2 separate regions of the Mus musculus genome follow, and region 2 is linked to region 1. A link is a loop called in an ENCODE intact Hi-C map of the cell type or tissue named here. Cell type or tissue: heart. All regions are shown on one strand. Links, peaks and the distances in the headings refer to the core of each region. The heading gives the core; the rest is flanking DNA. Region 1 holds the start of Rap2b (RAP2B, member of RAS oncogene family). Region 2 holds the start of Dhx36 (DEAH (Asp-Glu-Ala-His) box polypeptide 36).

The links. Hi-C counts contacts between places; a loop is a spot of excess contacts. Peaks named below come from ENCODE experiments on the same cell type or tissue, not always from the same donor. Only the 100,000 strongest peaks of a DNase experiment are listed, where the experiment ranks them.
Region 2: a loop joins it to region 1, with 3 times the contacts of the local background. A loop is called at or near these places in 2 of 42 quality-filtered maps.

Annotation. Positions count from the first base shown.
Region 1 is chr3:61,362,946-61,368,317 of GRCm38, forward strand. It overlaps Rap2b (RAP2B, member of RAS oncogene family), which reads left to right and starts at 1,562. Exons shown (of 1, transcript NM_028712.4): 1 at 1,562-5,372. The coding sequence starts at 2,112. The coding sequence ends at 2,663. In heart, for the core only: a CTCF peak has its summit at 2,702; DNase peaks (open chromatin) are centred at 876, 1,586, 2,286 and 3,026; H3K4me3 peaks cover 3,683 bases; H3K27ac peaks cover 3,066 bases.
Region 2 is chr3:62,504,562-62,509,933 of GRCm38, forward strand. It overlaps Dhx36 (DEAH (Asp-Glu-Ala-His) box polypeptide 36), which reads right to left and starts at 2,427. Exons shown (of 25, transcript NM_028136.2): 1 at 2,157-2,427. The coding sequence starts at 2,378. In heart, for the core only: a CTCF peak has its summit at 2,615; a DNase peak (open chromatin) is centred at 2,500; H3K4me3 peaks cover 2,183 bases; H3K27ac peaks cover 1,046 bases; H3K27me3 peaks cover 495 bases.

The DNA of each region.
Region 1 (5,372 bases), core at 90-5,089:
GCACAGGATTATACTGAGGTTCTGCCTGGCTCTGCTGGCAGGTACTTGCGGCTGTGGACACTCGGGGCCGCAGCCAAGAATCTGGAGCAGGTTCACTCCCAAATGGAGCCCTAAGTACCGCTGTGACTTGGAACCAAAAGCAACACTGCTCGGTTCTTCCTTCCGTGAGGACGTTTAAAGCAGAGGCTAGTGGCAGGGGGATAGCAAGCCTGGCTACTTAACCCTGGTTGACTCGACACAAAGCCGATCCCCACCCCTCTGTGCCCCCGGGCTCCCGCTGCCAGTGCAGTACACAGACAGGTCTCGACATCTCTCCTAGCAAGGATCTAGAGAGACTCGGGACAAGTCCAGGCGTCACCTCACATCGCCGTGCAACTGAGCGGAGCCAAGTCTTGAGACTGCCCTCCCCACCAAACAGAGCTTTGGGAAGAGGCAAGCCCGGGCAGCCCCACCTCCCCTGATGCCACGAACTTGCGGTGGCTCATTGCTCATCCCAGCCTTCTTCCTGCTAAGATCAAGTTAGGAACTTCAGGGTTTCTTAAAGACGGGGAGCAGCAATGAGCTCTAGTTGCTCTCTTTAAGGGACGGTCGTGACTGGGCTTAAAGAAGTCAGACTCCCTCCTGAACACCAACAAAGGACTATATTTAGTTTGGAGCACTCCACCTAAATTCCTTCTTTTCCCCTCTCAGCTTCAGATGCACAGGCCCGGGCAGTGGGTGGAAGGGGGCGGGGAGCAGTGGAGAAGGAACAGCTGGGCCTCCGCCTCTCCACTCAATCTCTATAAATAACCAATCCTGAGCGGAGGCGACTTTGCAGCCAATGAAGCTGTCTAAAGCGACAAAACCTCAGCAACAGCCAATGGAAAAACATTTGGGGGTGTGAGACTCACATCCTGGGGCCAATGAGTTGGGAGTCTGGGAGAGGTAATTTGAGCTGGCGTGTGGGTGTGCGGTGCGAAACCTTCCTACTTGCAAGCCCCAAACCTGCTCCTCCGACTGAGCATGCCCTGACTCGGTGCGGGAGCCACGGGGCTCGATCCACAAGCCATATTTTGGCTCTAACCAAAGGGGTGTTGGGGAGGGGGGAGACGTAGGATGACCCCGCAACTCTTGCCCTGAAGGCTGCAGCTCTCCACAGATTCCCAGCCCTAACTCCTTGTCCGGACAGGGACTCAGGTCGAGTTCTTCGTGGGAAACTGAGGAACACCGGGCCAAGTGGGAGCACGAACCTCTGCTACCTTCCGGGGCCTGAAAAATGCCCTGCAAGTGTACGATCCTGAGAGGCGCGCAGCAGCCTGAGTTCGGGGACAAGTGTCTATCCTTTAACAGCGCAAGCCGACGAAGAGGTCGCAGCCAGCTGCTGCCTGCTGTCCCCATAGGAGGCCGGCAGCCGCACAGCCCCGACCGAGGTGACTTCGGTTTGGCGAGCTTTCCACTTACAAGCACACACAAGCAAGACTGCCCAGTTCCAAGATTCGCGCCGCCCCGCCCTGCCCCGCCCAGCCCCTGTTTGCCACACCCTCTGTCACGCCCCCTCCCGATGCGGCGGAAAAGCTGGAGCGGAGTTCGGGCGGGGCACCGCGGGCGACGTACTGGGCATGCTCGGCTGGGCGGGGAGGGCTGGGCTGCGCGCGGCGAGTAGGAAGCCCTCGCCCAGCGGAGGCTGCGGGAGACAGAGGAGAGAGAGTGATGGGTCGCGGAGCTGGACGCACGTTCCGCGGGGACTCATGCCACGCGTGTCTCAGCCGGACGCCCAATTAGCAGCCGCCTCTGCAACCAGCCGCCACCTCCTCCCGGCCCTCCCAGGCTGCCGGGGCGAAGAGCTCCAGCCGTTGTCTTGCTCCGGCTGCGCGCATTGTCCTCAGGGTCCTCCGACAGGGCTGCTGCGGGGCCCGGGACCCGCGCCCTAGGGACGCGCCCCCGCTGCCGGTCGGCCTGGCGCGGGGCTCTGCTAGTCTGTTGGCGAGCCCGTGCTACCGGGCTAGTCTCGCCGGGGTTTTTCCTGCGAAGTTGAGGAAGGGGAGAAGTCCACCCGTCCGCCCAGCCCAGCCTTCCCCGGCGCGCAGCCCCGACGGGGCCGCGGCAGGCGCGACGAGGGCGCCGACGGAGCCATGAGAGAGTACAAAGTGGTGGTACTGGGCTCGGGCGGCGTGGGCAAGTCCGCGCTCACCGTGCAGTTCGTAACAGGTTCCTTCATCGAGAAGTACGACCCGACCATCGAGGACTTTTACCGCAAGGAGATCGAGGTGGACTCGTCGCCGTCGGTGCTGGAGATCTTGGACACCGCGGGCACGGAGCAGTTCGCCTCAATGCGGGACCTGTACATCAAGAATGGCCAGGGCTTCATTCTCGTCTACAGCCTGGTCAACCAGCAGAGCTTCCAGGACATCAAGCCCATGCGGGACCAGATCATCCGCGTGAAGCGGTACGAGCGCGTACCCATGATCCTGGTAGGCAACAAGGTGGACTTGGAGGGTGAACGTGAGGTCTCCTATGGCGAGGGTAAGGCCCTGGCCGAGGAGTGGAGCTGCCCCTTCATGGAGACATCGGCCAAAAACAAAGCCTCAGTGGATGAGCTATTCGCAGAGATCGTGAGGCAGATGAACTACGCGGCACAGCCCAACGGCGACGAGGGCTGCTGCTCGGCCTGCGTGATCCTGTGAGGCGCCGTCTGCCGCCGGGCGCTGGCCACGCTCTGTGCACAAAGCCAAACGCACCCGATTCTCTTAATGTGATTGTCTTCTTGCTTTGAGATTGGAGACGACTTTGTTGTCTTGGCTGGGATGTCCGAGGAACCTGGCTGACTTGTGTAGCCAGCATCCCCAGCCTTCAGCCAGGGTCTGAGAGGGTGTACGTTGCAGAGCATCTGAGACCCCGGTGGAAAAATGGCTCTATACAGCGTGTACGTTCCTCGTTGATTTTGGTTCATGCATATTTCCCCGTTTAAATAGCCATTAAGGCTCTGTATTGGCTGCTTGACACCGGCAAGCAAAAGTTTCAAACCTGAAAAAAAAAAAATGGGGGTGGCGAAGCAGAGGAAGTGAAGGGGAAGGAGGCAGTGGGGGAGGGTTCCCCTGAGCAACTGTTCATAGTTCCAAGTTTTAACACAAGGAAAGAGGTCCAAGAAAATCATATGAAGGAGCCAGAAGAGGGGACGAAACTTTTTTTCCTTGTTTTCCAGGATTATTTAGAAATTAAGACCAGGGGTTCCTTTTCTGCCAGCTTGGAAGGGCAACCCAGGGACTGATTACGATTCTGAGGATGTCTATGCAAAGTTGGGTTCTTGTTACAGTGTATCCAATCTGAAGTATTGCACATGTGAACTGGGACTGTTTAACACTGATGCCAATACAGTGTGGGGTGCCAGGAAGTGTCTGCTGATATTTGTGGGGAAAAAAAATCTATTTTGATTACCTACTGTATCAAAGGGGAGTCTGGGGGGAGAATGGTAGTATTTTTTTTTAATCAGCTGTGAAAAATGTTACAAATCTGCACATTTTTTGTGTGTGCTATTGTGTGTGTGTGTGTGTATGAGTGTAAGTATAGCTTTTTTTTTTTTTTTTTTTTTTTTTTGTGGTTGGCAGTGACAGATTTTGCTGACTAGCTTTTAAAAATACAATACAAAGACTTCGTAAATGTGATTCAGGGCGCCCAGCACCCCTGTGTCTGCAGAGTGCCTTCAAACTCAGCTGTTCCAGCCGGTGCCAACCTGTGAATTCCCACCATGTCCCAGAATCTGCTGTTCTGCTTTCCCCAAAACTACTTTAAGCATCTTCCTGAAAGAGCCAGGATGAATAGGACCTGTTATTCCGTGAATTGCTTCATTAATTTTAGCTTTTTTTTTCAATGTTAAGTCCATAAGTCTTGAATTTTTTCCCCCTTCATTTTGTTCTAATTTCAGGTTTTAGCTCTCCTTTTCTGTTGTTTTCGAAATGTCTGTTATCTGTTACAGGGTGTTCCTCCAGAGGCAAAGAGCAAAATTTTATTGTGATGTACCAAAAGAATTTTAACAAGTTGTAACTTTTAATTCCACTCATTTAGTCACTGTCTCTTCATTTTAAGACTTTTAATACAACTGTCATTTTTAAAGAAACCCCAAACTATTTGTGGTTTTGTGTTTCATATTCAGTGATTTACAGTCTCCGTGAATATGGTGCCAGGCGGGGAGGTGGATCGGGCCAGGTCCATGATGCCTTTTGAGTTATGTGTCAAAATTTGAAGATAGGATTATTTCTATGAAAAATTGGGTAACAATGTTTCCAAGTCTTTAAAAGTGGAGAAAAGTATCAAGGCCTAAGACTCACAGGGTATGGCCAGGGCATCTGACTGTCCAGATGAGGAAGCACTGCTCTGCTGAAGAAGAGTAATGAACTTTACTGTTGATAGCAAAGGGGCAAGTCCCCCCCTCCCCGACTCCCCCCCCACCCCCAGCTAGTAACACCCTCTTAGGCCTGGGAAAGCAAAGTGGACCTGGCAGAATAACTAACAGGGGCACTTTCTATTTGTCTTGGTTTGATGTTGTCTGTTTATGTCCCACACCGAGTCAGAAGTGATCTTAACTTTGATCTCACACACCCTGCCCTCTACAACGTATGGATGGAATACAATTATTCTAGCCGTTATTTCAACCCTTCCAAAGTTTTTATTTGGAACCAAATCAAAGATTGAGAACAAAAAGTAAACAAGACGAAGAGGATTCCCTTGCTCTCCTTCTATTTGCCCACAACAGTTTTTAAAAGTAGGAGGCAATGTGTGTTGGTGTTTTATTTGTATTTTGCTTGGGCTCTCCAGTACAATAATCTTTACAGAATAACAAAGTATCTATAAGATATAATACCACAGGTTCCTGAGGCAAAGCTGATGTCTGAAGAGTCTTAACTAAGGAATTTACTCCCTTGGCAAAGCCAAAAGAGATCACAGGTTTCTTTAAAGCTATAACAATATATATTGCCTTAATTTTTTTTTTTCTCCATCCAAGTTGCATCTCATCATTTCGTGGGCAGGAAGAACATTTTGCCTGTCCTGGCCTTTGTTTATTCTCCAACTCGGATCTCACATCTCCATTAGTGTCAGATGTGATTCTGCTTCCAAGTATACAAATTGAAAAATAATGTTTTTACAAGAATTCATTCTTAACATTTGAACGAGTGTATTTGCTTAGGTCGATGAAAGTGTTGCACATTTAAAGTGTTGACGCATTTTGAAGATGTGTCAAGCACTGTTGGAGGGGTTGCTTTTTAAAAAAATGCTTATGGTGGCCCTCTTCTCATGATTTGGAAGGCTTTGAACAAAAGTGTTGCCAAGTATATAGCTCAGAAAATACTTGAAGGTGGACAGTGATCTAGATTGTTGGTGCATTAATCACCTCTCCA
Region 2 (5,372 bases), core at 243-5,242, 1.1 Mb after region 1:
ACTAGGCCATTCTTTTCATTATGTACCCTCATTTCAATAGTATCCACGGGCCCTTGCAATGCCAAATGCTAAATCTAGTGAAGATGTTTCTAGGTCATCGTCTCTCATAGACCCCTTAATGTCAAACGACCCTTTCACAGGAGTCTCGTAAGCCCACTGGAAAACACAGACATTTACATTACACTTATAAGAAGAGCAAAAAAAAAAAATTACAAAACAGCAACCAAATAAATTTAAGGCATGTGTGTATGGGGGTGGGGGGTGTCACCAAAACATGAGGAACTGTATTAAAAGGTCACAGAATTAGAAAGGCTGCGAAGCCTTGCTCATCCAGAAGCCCTCACTTGTAGCCCAGTAACGGCTAACTATCTCTATCTTTTAAGATCCTTTCATTTGACTAGAAAGCCCATATCCTCCTATTTAGTAACATAGCATTCTGTCTATGGCCCTTAGCACACATCATCTCTATAAATTAGGTACTATAATAGTAAGTTTGCCATACACATATATGGAAAGAACTATGAGGACCCACTGGAGTATTTTCATCTGCAAGCATGAGGCTTGTTTGAATGTAAAAGCGATGGAAATTCTAGGATAAAAATCTTATCAAGCCAAAAGTGCTGAAAAGAATTATACCAATTGAAAACCATGTTTAGAGATAATTCAAAGACTCGTTTTAGAGAGGAAAATGGTAAAAAAAAAAAAAAAAAAGTAATAAGGAGCAGAAATCATAAATGATTACATCAGCCTCAGAGCTTGAGCTGGGAAAAATCAACCCAAGGAGGGTTACAGGTTACAGCCAGATCACATGGTTCCCAGGCAACACCAATGAGAGGCAGAAGCTGCATGGCTTCAATAAACAAGTTGGGAAGTAAAGAATAAAATGATCTAAAGACCACTTAAGGAATCACGTTTTAAGAGACCACAATGGGACTGGGGTGGGCGGCTATAATTCAAATAACAAGTTAAGAGGTCTGACCCATACTTGCTGCAGAGATAAGCAAGAAAGCAGAGCAAACAGATTTCCCAAAATGAAAAGAGAAAAATCAATGCTCACTTCCACATGGCAGGTGAATAAACAACACTGGCATTTGCTAAAGTGGAAGTTTGGGGATGGGACTGGGATCAAGGGGTCAACTAATAAAAAAAGCCTAGCCCTGAGGTGTGCACATATGAAATCCCAGCACTGGGAATGAAAAGAGGACTAGGAGTACAAGGTCAGCCTGCACTATGTAGCATCAATATCCAGGGCACAAGTTACGTGTGTCCTGTGTATATCTGGAAAGATCCGCTTATTGAACTTATTTGTTTAGGTATTTCTTTCCCCCTATTAGAATGCAAAGGTCTTTAGCATTCAAAAAAGCATGTATGAAACAGTGTCCAAACACTTAAAGATTCTGCGCAATGATGGAGTTACTTAGACCAGGTCACTCAAAAACCATTATGTTTGCTGGGTTGGTGGTGCACACCTCTAATCTCGGAGGTAGGTGGATCTCTGTGTGTTCAGGGCCAACCTGATTTACAGAGCAGGTTCAGAACAGCCAAGGCTACACAAACCCTGTCTCAGGTAAAACAAAACAAAACAAAACAAAACAAAACAAAACAGACAACAAAAACACGATGCTTCCTATACTACAGGTCTTCAAGATACAAACCAAACTGACAATTTCCTGATGAAATTAGCCAAATACTTCTCTACAGCGTCTTCCTTTCAATAAGTCTTAAAAGAGGCGCTGCTAGTCAACAGAAAATTCAGAACAGAAAGGGAGAAAAAAAAAAAAAAAAAGACCAGCATATGACTCACTTTAATGCTAATACTATTACCTAAACTACTTTTTTCTCCAAGATCTACACACTTAAGACAGTGTTTTAATGCTTTTGTTGGCTGCTTCGGGGAAAAAACTTAAAGGTGACAGCAAGCATTCTAAATGATTGCATCCCCTAATAAGAGTCGGCTTGGCTAGAGTCTGAATTTAGCATTCACCCTCAGTTCAGTTCTCAAGTCCGTAAACAGAGCATGCATCGGCTGCAGCAGTGATGGCTTGGGATGGAGGCGCAACCCATCGGGTGACCCGTTACCCGGGGCTCGACAGAGGTTGCATCGAGCTCGAGCAAACGCCAGGGAGAGCAAACGCGTCCTGACGAGACCTCCATACCTCCTGCCTCTCAGCCTCCTTGTTCTTCTGCGTCTGCTTCTTGGCGTACCACAGGCCGATCTCGCGACCCTTAAGGTGTGCGGGATGCCGGCCCCGGCCGCCGCGGCCCCCTCCGCCGCCGCCCGAGCCCCGGCTCCCTCCGCCGCCGCCGCCGCTGGAGCCCTGGCCGGAGCCCCGTGGGCCCCCATCGCGGCTCCAGCTCTGATGATAGTCGTAGCTCATTGTCGGAGCCGACTAGCAGCTCTGCCAAAACTCAACCGCTGAAAATGGCGTCCGGGCCCGGAAGCGGGCGCACATTCCCCTCTGCTTTGCTTCCGGCGCCCAGCGCGAGAGGGCGGGACGTTGAGTGTCACAAGCAGACATTTCCGGTGACGTCACGGACGGCGCCAGCGGTGTGAGCCGCGGTTCGTGTTCTGGCCAGAAACTTAGCTCCTGGGTGGGCGTCCTTCGGATGGCGGGGAATTTAAACTAGCCTGAGAAAATGTGGAAATTTGAGTGAATTTTAATTACTTTGTTAAACCTAGAACTTATTTGCAAAGCCATGCAAATACATACCCAACAAAACCATCGACCATTGTGTACTCTGTCCTCAAAGACCAAAGAAGTTCTTATTTCTTAGAAAACGCCTGGCACCTCTTTCAGTCAAATATACGCACCCAAATACCTTCTTTAAAGACTCTCTAATACTAGGCTTGGAGAGACGGCTCAGCCGTTAAGAGCACTGACTGCTCCTCCTAGAAGTCATGAGTTCAATTCCTAGCAACCACATGGTTGCTCACAACCATCCATAATCAAATCCCATACCCTCTTTTGGTGTGTCTGAAAACAGCTATAGTAAACTCATATACATAAAATAAATAAATCTTAAAAAAAAAAAAAAACTTTAATCCTGGAACTTGGGTGTCAGCTCAATTGATAAGAGTGCTTGCCTGGCATGGTTTTAATCCCAAACAGTATAAACGGTGTTGTGGTGCAGGTATGCAATCTCAGCAAACAGCAGATGGAAGATGATAAATCAGAATTTGACCCTTAGCTGTATAATGAGTTTGAGGCTGTCATAGGTTACTTGTATCTAATCTGGCAGTTCCTCAGAAAATTAGAAATAGTTCTACCTGAAGACCCAACTATACCACTCTTGTGAATATATGAGAAGATGTCCTACCATACCACAAGGACATGTGCTCCACTATGTTCATAACAGCCTTATATGTAATTGCCAGAAGCTGGAAACAACCAAAGAATGGATACAGAAAATGTGGTTCATTTACTCAGTGGAATACTATTCAGCTATTAAAAATGAGGACATCATGAATTTTGCATGCAAATGAATGGAACAAGAAAATATCCTGATCATCGAAGTAATCCAGACCCAAATGGACATGCATGGTACGTACTCAATGATAAGTGGATATTAACTAAAAAAGTACAGAATACCTAGGATACAATCCACAGTACTTAAAGTTTAACAAGCAGAAAGGCTCAAATGAGGATGCTTCAATCCCACTTAGAAGGGGGAAGAAAATAATCATGGGGGCAGAGGGATGGAGGTAGCCGAATGGAAGGGGGAGGGGAAAATGAAACAGGATAAAGTATTGGGTGGGTGAGCAGGAGAGAAGCCCAGAGGGCCAGGAGAATGAATGGAAATAAGCAGCCAAGGGGATGGGAGGGGCGCGGGGGTCTCTAGAAAGTACTAAAGTACTAGAGACCGGGGAGGTGAGAGACTCTCAGGACTCAATGTGGGTGACCTTAGCCAAAATGCCCAAAAGTGAGGAGAGGGAACTTAAAGAGACTACTACCTCCAGTAGATAGACAGGGTCTCAAGAAGAGGGACTGGGTTACTAACCCACAGTTAAATTTTCTGACCCAGATTTGTTCCTGCCTAAAGGAACTGCAGGGACAAAAATGGATAAGAGACAAAAGGAAAGTCAGTCCAATGACCGTCCCAACTTGGGCTCCAAGCAACAAGGCCTGACACTATTTCTGATCTATGATGTGCTTACAGACAGGAGCCTGGCATGATTATCTTCTGAGAGGCCTTACCAGCAGTGAACTGAGACAAACACAGATACTTACACCTAACATTGAACTGAAGTTGAGGACCCTTGTGGTTGAATTAGAAGAAGGACTGAAGAAGATGAAGACAGGATGGCCCCATAGGAAGAACAGCAGTCTCAACTAACCTGGACCCAGGGAGCTCCCAGAGACTGAGCCACCAACCAGGAGCATACATGGGCCAAGCACAGGCCCCTGGCACAGATATAGCAGAGGTCTGCCTGGTTTGGCTTCAGTGAGAGTTGTGCTTAATCCTCCAGAGACTTGAGACCCCAGGGAAGTGGGTAGTCTTGAGGGGACTGTCCTCTTGGAGGCAAGGGAAAGGAGGAATGGGATGAAGAACTGTGGGAGAGGGGAAGCAGGAGGGGAGGCGATGACTGGAATGTAAATAAATAAAAAAAATAATCTTTACTTTACTTTATCTTTAATAATCTTTACTTTACTTTTACTTTAATCTTTACTTTTACTTTACTTTATTTAAAAATAATCTTTACTTACTTATCATATCTAATAGCATAAAATAGGTATATGTTCCAGAATTCAAGGCAGGACACTTGAGAAATATAAAGCACAGTTTAAGATTCACACACTGATTTGAAGCCATGTGCTGATTATTAACAAGACTAGTCAGTGCCTTGTGCCACCTGTTATAAAGCAATTGAGTGATTTAACCGCTTGGTTTTAATTTTCACCAAAGGTTTTTATTTAGACATCTGATTTAAAGGTGATGGAGATGCTTGACCAACAACAAAAGCAAAAGCTACAAAAAAACGGCAGATAGAAGGGTTTTTGTTGTTGTTGTTGTTGTTATTGTTGTTGTTGGTTTTTCTGTGACAAGGTTTCTCTGTATAGCCCTGGCTGTCCTGGAACTCACTCTGTAGACCAGGCTGGCCTTGAACTCAGAAATCTGCCTGCCCCTGCCTCCCAAGTGCTGGGAACAAAGACGTGCACCACCACTGCCTGGCCAGATAGGAGTTTTTAAGTGCTTGGTGTTTTGTTTGTTTGTTTGTTTGTTTGTTTGTTTGTTTGTTTTGTAAAGAAAAATAAAGGTATGTGTATGGATATTGCTATTAGGCCAGGAAGTGATCCAAATTAATCCACTGTGACCTAAAAGTGTTTTGAGTAAATGCATCTGAGTTTTTGAAATCTTTATTATGTAAAGGC